Regions from separate parts of the Homo sapiens genome. Here region 2 is linked to region 1. A link is an interaction called in ENCODE POLR2A ChIA-PET data of the cell type or tissue named here. Cell type or tissue: Caco-2. All regions are shown on one strand. Links, peaks and the distances in the headings refer to the core of each region. The heading gives the core; the rest is flanking DNA. Region 1 overlaps CACHD1 (cache domain containing 1). Region 2 has its middle 5.3 kb from the start of ATG4C.

What was found. Peaks named below come from ENCODE experiments on the same cell type or tissue, not always from the same donor. Only the 100,000 strongest peaks of a DNase experiment are listed, where the experiment ranks them.
Region 2: POLR2A ChIA-PET joins it to region 1 with 5 read pairs; 1 of 35 experiments calls an interaction of 5 or more read pairs at or near these places.

The regions. Positions count from the first base shown.
Region 1 is chr1:64,502,308-64,507,687 of GRCh38, forward strand. The region is part of intron 1 of CACHD1 (cache domain containing 1); the gene reads left to right. Among named protein-coding and RNA genes, the nearest start is that of CACHD1, 35 kb to the left of the region's middle. RefSeq lists an enhancer at 2,453-2,952. In Caco-2, for the core only: no CTCF peak of the experiment used is centred there; a DNase peak (open chromatin) is centred at 3,184; H3K4me3 peaks cover 1,102 bases.
Region 2 is chr1:62,776,151-62,781,530 of GRCh38, forward strand. No RefSeq gene overlaps it. Among named protein-coding and RNA genes, the nearest start is that of ATG4C, 5.3 kb to the right of the region's middle. In Caco-2, for the core only: no CTCF peak of the experiment used is centred there; a DNase peak (open chromatin) is centred at 2,281.

The DNA of each region.
Region 1 (5,380 bases), core at 62-5,061:
TGCCAACAGTTATTTAGACAGAGCTGAACATATTAAACACTGGTTGAGTTCCCCATTGTCCTGTCTGGCACTCTGTTTCCATCCATAATGTACACTGGTGTACATTAGATCACTGAGGGGCTCATTATTACTGAATTCCAGCCACGACTTCATTCCTAAAAAACACATGTGCCTGCTTGGTATTGCTTGTAAGCTTTAAGCTCTACTTTTCCCTCTCTCTGTGTGTGTATGTGTATGTGCATGCATCTATGTGTGTGTGTGTGCATGTGTGTTGTTTTCAGATAATAGGTACAGCATAAAATCTTTTTAGATTATAATTTTTGTTTCTATTGCACATTCTCTTATGGTGGGGGAATTTCAGGTTAAAAAGGAAAATACCAACTCTGTCTAATTAATGTCAAAATTTAGGTGAAGTAGGTGAGGAGAGGTTGAAAATTTGTGGTAAGTAGAAGAGTATGAATAAAGTTAACTGCAATTAAAACCACTTAACCTGTAGTTACATTTCCCAAACCCAAGTGGCAGCCTTAAAACTGACCACTGAATTATGGAAACTGAACGGAAAAAGGCTTTGTTTCATTGCATCGAAGTATTTTTCTTTTCCCATTTTGGGTGCATTGATCTCCCTGTATTCCCTGGGGTTGCTGGAAAAACTTGGTCAAAAAGGATAATTACTTTTTTTATTTAGTTGCATGCTCTTCAAAAGGCAACAGCAAGTATTCATTAATTTCCATCTGATAGAGCCGAACTTTTTTTTGTGGTTAAACAATTGAAACAGGAAATGACCCAAGATACAGTTTCCATGACACCCTGTCACTTGGATCCAGTTTTCCAGAAGATGAAAGACCAAAGCCGGCTTTTGATAGTGAGTAACTAATTGGACTGGCTGATAGTGGGAGTTTTTTAATGTGAAAAATAAAGGAGAAAAAACTGGAACAGCTGTGTTTTGGTACAGTTGTCTAATCCCCAGATAAAACACTCCAAGGACATTGAAATTGAATAATGCCTTTAGTTAAGGGGAAAAATCTAAAATCTGTCAAAGCACTGGTTTACTTTAGAGAAAATACAGAATATATTTACATGGAAAACCCAAAACAAAACAAAACAAAACTCCAAAAATTTACAGAGCCAAGATACTAAGTCATGCCTTTTAGGAATCATCTTTGTTCATACAAAGTATGATTTCATATTTTTAAGATGAATTCTTACATGTGAATAAAGAGAGTACTTGCTAGACTACTTTTTCGGTCAACATTTTCAAATGCTGTGTAGCATGGTGGGTAGACCTGAAGAGTTTTGTTAGAAGGATGAAAAAGTTTTGTTTAACTCATGTTAAACAATTTGAGGCATACAGTTAGAAGTGTTTTTACTGATGATCCCCCCCATACATACATAAATGTAGGTTCCAATTGTTTATATTTTGTAGAGCTTCTTTAGAGAATTAAATGTGAATAAGCCAGGGATTTGTTAGACTAATGGGTAAAACTTCCTGTATACTAATGGGGAGATCATTGTTTTGGGCTCTAATTCTAGGCCTTGCTAGCCATCAGCATAGTGACCTGTGACGCTGTTTCCCTTCCTTTTGTAAATGAAGAGGTTGGGGATAGTCCTTATATAATAGCTCTTGTCATTCTGCCTACTTTGGAAATGTAGGACAAGCACTGACCTCTTCTAATATAAAGGTAATCCTGGTGGACACAATGGAGATGCACATGAAAAGGTGAAAATATTTTTATTTTTTTGAGACAGGGTCTCACTCTGTCACCAAGGCTGGAGTGCAGTGGTGCAATTATGGCTCACTGTAACCCCCACCTCCTGGGCTCTAGCGATCCTCCCACCTCAGGCTCCCAAGTAGCTAGGACTACTGGCGTGTGCTACCATGCCTGGCTAATTTTTGTATTTTTTGCAGACATGGGGTTTTGCCATGTTGCCCAAGATGATCTCAAACTCCTAAGCTCAAACCATCCCACCTGCCTTGTCTTCCCAAAGTGCTGGGATTACAGGCATGAGCCACTGCACCCAGCTGCTGAAAATGTCTTAAAAGGAGAAGACACCTATTTTACTTAAATGTGACACAACATTTAATCACTGGAACTTAATGGTATGCATTAGAACTGTTTCTTGAGGAACACAGTCTCTGACTTAATGAATTTTCTAGCAAGTCTCAACCTTTCTCTTTTGGGTGTACCAGAATTCTCTCGTCAGTTTTCCATTAGTTGGATTTACCTGTTGGGTTTAATTCTTTCATTTTGTATATAGGTACCTCTGCTTGGTTTCATTTTGCTTTCCTAAGCAAGGGAGTAGAAACAGATGTTAAGACTGAAATTCTACTATATTTAGGAAGAATAAATAAATATATCTTCCACTATGGTATAATGGAAAGATATACTGACCTGGGCATACTCATGGGCAACGTACCTGTTGTAAATCCCCTCCTTTGCAAATTGTACCTACTTTGAGGTGGACTGCAAGTTCTATGAGGCCTGGGACCTCCCTGCAACCCTTTTACAAAGCCGGCAGTGTAGTGCTATCTATGCCTATCTGATTGAGACACTGATCAGATGTTTGAATGGATTGTGAAGACGGTGCGAGGATGTACACCAGGAGCACACAGTGGCTGTTCAAGAAATGGTGATAGTTTTTGTTTATATTTTCATTTCCATGAATTGATATTTTGATATTGATAACAGCAGTCTTTGAGACCAAGACTTCCAAACTTTTTTCTGGAAATAATTTTTTTCTTCCTCACCCAGAAGAACATTTATTTTCTGGATGTAGTTCAGATTTCTTCTAAACTTTATCTCACTTGGTGTGAAACTAGAGGTATAGAGGTAACTTTTTATTATACCACCACCCAATTTTAAGCTCCGGATGACCGTGCAGGAACTGCTTTTGTTTTCCCAAGGCCACCATCCCCAGTGCAGATGGAAAGGAACAAGATACAGGAGGGCAGTCAAGAGCCTCTGGGGAGCCCCTGTACTGGTACCTGCTCAGCCCCGGGAGCCACAGGCATTACTGTCAGGGTGGCTGTCTCCTTATTGCTCGTCTTGCAACTGTCACTATGCTGCGAGGTCTGGAGGGGAGGGGAGGGGAGGGGACATTCCTCCTGCTGCACCCTTGGAGGCTGCGGGCTTTCCTGGGCCTCGGAGAGCGGCTCAGCGAAGGCCCTCAGCTCAGGAGCCTGATTAGGTGCATAAAATCGCTGTAGCCAGAAGGGACCTCCCCGCCCCCGGGCCGCGCCCCGCCCCGCCCCCTCCTCTGGGGCACACCCCGCCCCGCCGCCCCTCCCCCTCCCTGGGCACACCCTATGCCGCCGTTCCTCCCCCTCCCTGGGCGAACCCCAACACCTCCACCTCTTCCCCCTCCCTGGGCGCACCCCATCCACGCCCGACCATCCCCCTGGACCCCGCCGCCCCTCCCCCTCTTGGCTGCGCCCCGCCCCGCCTTCCGGGCGCCCTCCTTCCCCGGTCTGCCTTCTCCCTGACCCTCCTCCCGGTCGCCAGGACCCCGCGGCCCGCGAGGCAGCTCTTTGTTCCCCGGCCTCGCCCCGCCCCGCCCCGCCCCGCCCCGCCGGGTCCCCCGCTTCGTCCCCGGCCGCCCGCTTGTCTCTCCCCTCGCTGTTCTGCCCCTTTGTCTTCCACGCCTGCCCCTTCAACTCCTCTTGCCCTGCAAACCCCGGGTCGCCACCTCCACATCCCTTCCACTTCTACCTGCCTGCCTTGGCCTGCATTTTATTTTCAACCAAGGTTGAAATGGTAGCCCCACGCAAAATCCGATGGTGTGTGGAGGAACTGCCCAGTCATTGCAGTCTGCACGCCTTCTTAAGTGCCAGGTGCGAGCAAGGCCGACCAGGAACTGCCGATGGGCTTCACCTGTCAGACTGGACTGCCACCTGCCACACATTCATTGAACTTTTAATAAGCACTGCCGCTGTGCTTGGCGTTTTGCTGGGCTCCAGAAATAAAAAATTCAGAGAGGCCAAAGTTCTTCAGGGATGCAGACAGGTGATAGAACCATCATTTATTGAGCACTTGCTAAGTGCTAAATACTCTTACCTGCGTTATCTTGTGTAATCCTCACAACCACACTCAACGACGGCCTATTGAATGCTCTCTAGGTGTCTGGCAGTGTTCCAAACAGTTTATGTGTATTACTTTGTTTGATCTTCCCAACCACCAATGAGGTAAGTACTGTTATTTTAATGCAGAGGAGGATTATGGAGGGACAGAGATTAAATGACTCAGAGCCACATGCTCATGACAGCAGAGCCAGGAGTCAAAACCAGGCAGGTTGTAGTGGGTATACTGAGAGAAAATACGTGTTTTTTTTCCTAGCTGGAATTAAGTGGATGTGTCAAGAAAGATTCAGAGGACGTGATTCTTATGCTAAGTATCTGGTGTATCTTGTGTCACGGTTTTGTTCTTGCCCGTTACTTACTGTGTTTAGAGAAGATGTTCAAAGAGTACCTAGAAAATTGTTTTAAATACAGTTAAAGCTGTTCGGTATTTTCACTTGCGTTTTTCTGTGTAATACATCAAATTGCCTGTTCTTCGTTCAAGTAGCTCCCCCATTAGAGCATGTTTTTTGGAACAGTTAGGAACCTATAGTTGTAAAGTGATTGAAAACCTTTGGTAGATAGGAGCTGAATTTGCTTTTCAGTTGTTTTTGTGACTGTTGTTAGGTAGGGATTTCAACTTATCTGTAAAACGAGATTAATGATAAACTCTACCATCTCTTGTGAGATGTGAATATTTTGAGGTCCCAAGGAAAAAGGCCTTGGAAGTTCATGACTCGTAAATTAGTATGTGTTTCACACATCATGCTTTGAAGGTTGTTCTTGATGTGTTAGGATAGGACCAGGAGACTGACTTTAGGATCACAGCTACCTCCCCGGAACCTCTCCTCATTTCTCCCAGCTAGAAAGGGTTCCTTTTACCCTACTTTCGTGCCTCTGTTGTACTCCTTACTGGAGTCTTGCCTTATAGTTGGTTGTATCCAATCTGCCTGCCCCACTATGTTATACATTCCTTGGGGCCAGGGACTGCCCTACCCATCTTTGCTTTGTCCTTGAGTTGGAGGCCACAGTTGAGACCACAGCATATGCCAATTGAGTTGAACTAGTGGGCTGCCTGGTTAATGTTGAGATGAAAGGTGATGTTTTTTACTTGTGTTGATGTTGTTGTTATTTTACTTTCTGGGGTGTAAAAAGAACATCTTGCATAGGTAGAGGTGGAGCATGGGCTCTAAAGCCTCCAGGGAAGAAGCAGGGGCAGGAAAATGGGAGAACTGGAGTAGGAATCCGCAGACAGCCCAGGAGATAGAGAATGTGGAAACTCAGGTTGTATTAGGAACACGAGCCAGGAAGAAGTAAGAATAAGTTTTC
Region 2 (5,380 bases), core at 163-5,162, 1.7 Mb before region 1:
TTGAGGCCATGAAGATTTACTTGTATGTTTTCTTCTAAAAGTTCTATCATTTTAACTCATATTTATGTATTTGATCTATTTTAATTCAATTTTTGTATATTGTATGAGGTAGGAGTCCAACTTCATTTGTCCCATCACCATTTGTTGGAGAGAACATTCTTCTGTCATCGCATGGTTTTGGCATGCACTGCTTTTTTTTCCTTCCAATTTTTTGTTTGTTTTTTATTATTTTAGAGACAAGCTCTTGCTTTGTCACCCAGGCTTCAGTGCAGTGGTATGATCATAGCTCACTGCAGCCTCGAACTCCTGGACTCAAGTGATCCTCCTGCCTCAGCCTCCCAAGTAGCTGGGAATATAGGCATGTACTACTATGCCCAGCTAATTTTAAAATTTTTTATAGAGATGAGGTCTCATTCTGTTGCCCAGGCTGGTCTTGAAGTCCTGGCCTCAAGTGATCCTCCCACTTTGGCCTCCCAAAGTGCTGGAATTGTAGGTGTGATCTACTGCACCAGGCTGATTTGTGTGTGTGTATGTGTAGTAAAATACACATAACATCAAGTTTACTGTTGTAATCATTTTTTTTGTTGTTTGAGACGGAGTTTCGCTCTGTCGCCCAGGCCAGAGTGCAGTGGCATGATTTTGGCTCACTGCAACCTCTGCCTCCTGGGTTCAAGTGATTATCCTGCCTCAGCCTCCCAAGTAGCTGGGACTACAGGTGCCTGCCACCACGCCTGGCTAATTTTTGTATTTTTAGTAGAAATGAGGTTTCACCATATTGGCCAGGCTGGTTTCGAACTCCTGACCTTGTGATCCACCCACCTCGGCCTCCCAATTTTGTAATCATTTTTAAGTGTATAGTTCAGTAGCATTTAAGTACATTCATATGCAGCCATCACCACCATCCATTTCTAGAACTCTTTTCATCATACAAATTGGAAACTCTGTACCCATTAAACACTGACTCCTCATTCTTCACTCCCTCCAGCCCCTGACAACCACCATTCTACTTTCTGTCTCTGTAAATTTTACTATGCTAGGTACCTCATACAGGTGGAATCAGGCAGTATTTGTCTTTTCATAGCTGGCTTATTTCACTTAACAAAATGCTCAAAGTTTATCCATGCTGTACCATTCATCAGGCTAGGGTGAACCTCAGATTTATATAGGATTTCTGTTTTGAAGCCTTGACTGGTGAATAATACTTCATATTATGTCCTCTTGGTCATCTCTTTCTTTTTGTGTTGTCACCTGTGCCTTTACCACGGTCCAGTCTCCTGATATTTTTTTCCGTTTGAATCTCTCCATTCCTTATTTGATGTTCTAATTTGCTCCATCCTCATTTTCCTCAGAATTCTGGCTTTGCCTCCTGGTCTTAATGAATGCTGACTTTCCCCTGAAGATTTTGTTCCCCTGCAACCTTGAATTTATGCTTTTTGTGTTTTTTGGTCTCATTCATTCAGAATACTGGGTCAGTGGTTGAGTTCAGCTCTCTTTTCATTCTCCAATGCTACACCTGAACCAGTACTCCTCTGCTCTTATGTTAAAATCCCATTCCTTTGAAGGATTCCATGACATTTGCATATGTCATTCTCCACTCTATCTGTGCTATCACCTATTGACTTCCTGGTTACTAGTTCATATCCCCATCCACATGGCTTATAATCTTACCTATGCTCATGGTTTCAGTTGTCCTGTAAAGTGGATGACTTGAGAAGCTATATATTCAGCTCAAATCTTCCCCTTGAGCTCTGTATCTAACTGTCTGTTGGGCGTAGCTATATGGACAACTCTTAAGCATTCCTAACTCAACATGTGGAAAATTGAAAAGCCAGAAATGTGGGAGTCTCCCTTGATTCCTTCTCTCACTCACACTTTCTCTTGACTCTATTATCTTAATATTTCTGGCCAATATTTCACTCTTCTCTTATCTCTACTGTTGGGGCTTGGAAGATAACACCCCAAACGATGACACTTTGGCATGCTGAGTGCTTTGAAGAACACTGGAAAGGCTCAGATGCAAAATCTCTTTCTGACCTTCTCCTGCTCTTCTTTCTCCGGTTTGCCTTTCTCCCCAAGGGAGGCCATAGAACCTAGAATTCCTCTTCCCCAAGGCAGGTCATAGGAACTAGAACGCCTTTCCCCCAAAGTCTGCCATAAAATCTAGAAATACTACTCTAACCTTCCCCCACCTTTCAGTGTAAGAGCTGGCCTGAAAGGAATTCTCTGACCTACCTCGACTGAAAGTAAATCATAAGACCCACATTCCAGAAGGAGTCCTGACCTGTACCCAGGAGGGAAGAATGTCACACAAAGAGGGCAGGAAGAATCTGAACAGTCAGGCTCTACTGGGTTTCCCCACTCAATTACTATTAGATAATTTCCTTTTTGTCTAATTGCATTTCTCCATGGCTGTCCACTCTTCATCAAATCTAAGCATAAAAAGGGGCAGTTTTCCCTGGGTTTTTGGGTCTTCATTTCAGAAGGGTCCCGTGTCACATAAAACTTTGATTAAATAAATTTGTAATGCTTTTCTTTTGTTAACCTGTCTTTTGTTACAGGAGTGTTGGCCATGACTCTTATGGCAGGGAGGAAAGATATAATACCTTTCCGCCCCTAGAGTACTTTATTTCAGATCTCTCATTGTAAAAAACTGAATTATGAAAACAATCTCCTAATTGGTCTTGCCAGCCCAATCCATTCTTCATACAGCAAATAGTAGACTAAAATGCAATCTAGTTATGTCACTCCTAAATGGTTCTCTTTATATTTAGGTTAAAGTATACAGTCTTAGTATCATAGTATACAGTCTTTTTTTTTTTTTTTTTTTTTTTTTTTTTTGAGACGGAGTCTCCCTCTGTCACCCAGGCTGGAGTGCAGTGGTGCAATCTTGGCTTACTGCAGCCTCCTCCTCCCAGGTTCAAGCAATTCTCCTGCCTCAGCCTCCTGAGTAGCTGGGATTACCAAGCGCCCACCAGCACACCTGGCTAATTTTTGTATTTTTAGCAGAGATGGGGTTTCACCATGTTGGCCAGGCTGGTCTCGAACTCCTGACCTCAGGTGATCCACCCACCTTGGCCTCCCAAAGTGCTGGGATTACGGGCGTGAGCCACCACGCCTGGTCTACAAAGTCTTTTTGTGAAATAGCTCCAGTTTGTCTTTCCAGCCTTATATCATACTATTCACCCCACTCTCTTGTTCCAGCTATAATGAATTTACAGGTTGTCTTAAACTGGCTGAACCTCCCTCTTCTACAGCTAGTTAATTCTTATTTTTGTCATTTAAATCATCTTGGGAACTTCCTCCTCTAGGGTCCTCACTCAATTTGAGAGTAACTGACCTTCTTCATTCTCTTAAAGTCTTGTCCTTACTTTTAGCATAACATTTATCACATTGTATTGAGGGACCATAAGCTCCTTACTGAATTCTGTCTATATTTCCAGCATAGGTGTGGGTGTTCAGTAAATACTAGCTGCTGTGAAGAGATCCCATGCTGCATGTCAAGGCTAAGGTTTACTTTGTAGCACTTGATGAAGTGTGGTTATGAAAGGAAAAAGAGAAGATAGAATAGACCAGACCGAGTGCAGTGGCTCACGCCTGTAATCCCAGCACTTTGGGAGGCTGAGGTGGGAGGATCTCTTGAGCCCAGCAGTTTGAGACCAGCCTGGCCAATGTGGGGAAACCCCATCTCTACAAAAAAATTCAAAAAGTTAGCCGGATTTGGTGGCATGTACCTGTAGTCCCAGCTACTCAGGAGGCTGAGGTGGGAGAATCACCTGAGCCTGGAAAGTCGAGGCTGCAGTGAGCTGTGATCGTACCACTGCACTCTAGCCTGGGCATTGGGAGTGACTGCATTTAGCAGGAAAGCTGAGTCCACTGAAGGTGCTTTCACAATTATGGTGATTCTGTGCACATTTGTTTGTTGAAGTAAAGGGAGCATAGTTGAGAGAGAGAGAAAGAGGTTGAAGATATAAGAGAGGGGATAGAAATAAGATTACTTGGAAAAGAGGAAAGGTTTTCACCAAGTTTTCTTTTTTCTAATTTTTTTTGTTTGAGATGGAGTCTCACTCTGTCACCCAGGCTGGAGTGCAGTGGCGCGATCTCGGCTCACTGCAAGCTCCGCCTCCCGGGTTCTTTAAAATAATTTTTTAGCCTTTAGAAGTCTACAAGGTATTCATTCCATCCAGGCTGAGTTCAATGTCGCTTAACATAACATTCCCAATGAATCATTCATGGTATACATTTATTTAATAGAATCTTCATCTTTTCCTGGTCCAGGAAGGAGATGGATAAGAAATACACTTGATAGAAGTTAAGAAGTAAAAGTGTCCTAACAAAAATCTGGAGCTGCCTCACAATCAATGCTATTAGAATGGTTGGTATACTTTCAAAGTATATGCCTGGAATACGATGACATTTTAGAAAGGGCTTGACTCTTAAGATAAATGTTACCTATATATTATAAATGTGTTTTTTATATATAAGTACACACACACACACACGTATACACAAGTACGCACACACATATACTAAGCAGTGTGTGTGTGTGTGTGTGTATGTAAATTGTTGCTTTCATGATTATTGAATGTGACATTCTGATTATTCTGGTTTTAATAGTTATTTTATTATACAACCTGAATTACTAATTAAAAAAATAAAGCACAAGAGTTAGAAACAGCTTACATTAAAACTACGCAGTATTCATGAAAAGGCAGTTTCGGGGCCTCGGTCATCACTGTGAATTTTTTTTTTTTTTGAGACAGAGTCATGCTCTGTCGCCCAGGCTGGAGTGCAGTGGTGTAATCTTGGATCACTGCAACCTCTGCCTCCCGGGTTCAAGCAATTCCCCTGCCTCAGTCTCCCGAGTAGCTGGGACTACAGGCGCACGCCACCACGCCTGGCTAATTTTTCTTGTATTTTTAGTAGAGACGGAGTTTCACCATGTTGTCCAGGCTGGTCTTGAACTCCTGATCTCAAGTGATCCACCCGCCTTGGACTCCCAAAGTACTGAGGTTACAGGCATGAGCTACTGCACCCAGCCTAGTCATCACTGTGAACTTCCACAAACACTCATTGAGAGCCAGTTACTCTGCACAAAGTACTGTGCATAGAGCTGGGAGGGGCACAGATGTTTAAGATGCGGATCCTGCCTTTAAGAAGGTATATTAGCTATTATAAGTTTCAATTAACCAAATGTGTGATGATTATTAAAAGTCAGTGTTACACATATTTACTTTGTTTTCTATTCTGATAAAGCTCATGTATGCTTTTAATTTCCCTTTAAATCTTAACTAATTTCCAAAACTATCAGTGTTTCATAAACAGCTTATAGTGCCCAGACAGAGAGCCTTGCCCTTAGTAGCACTCATCCTATTTTTGTTGA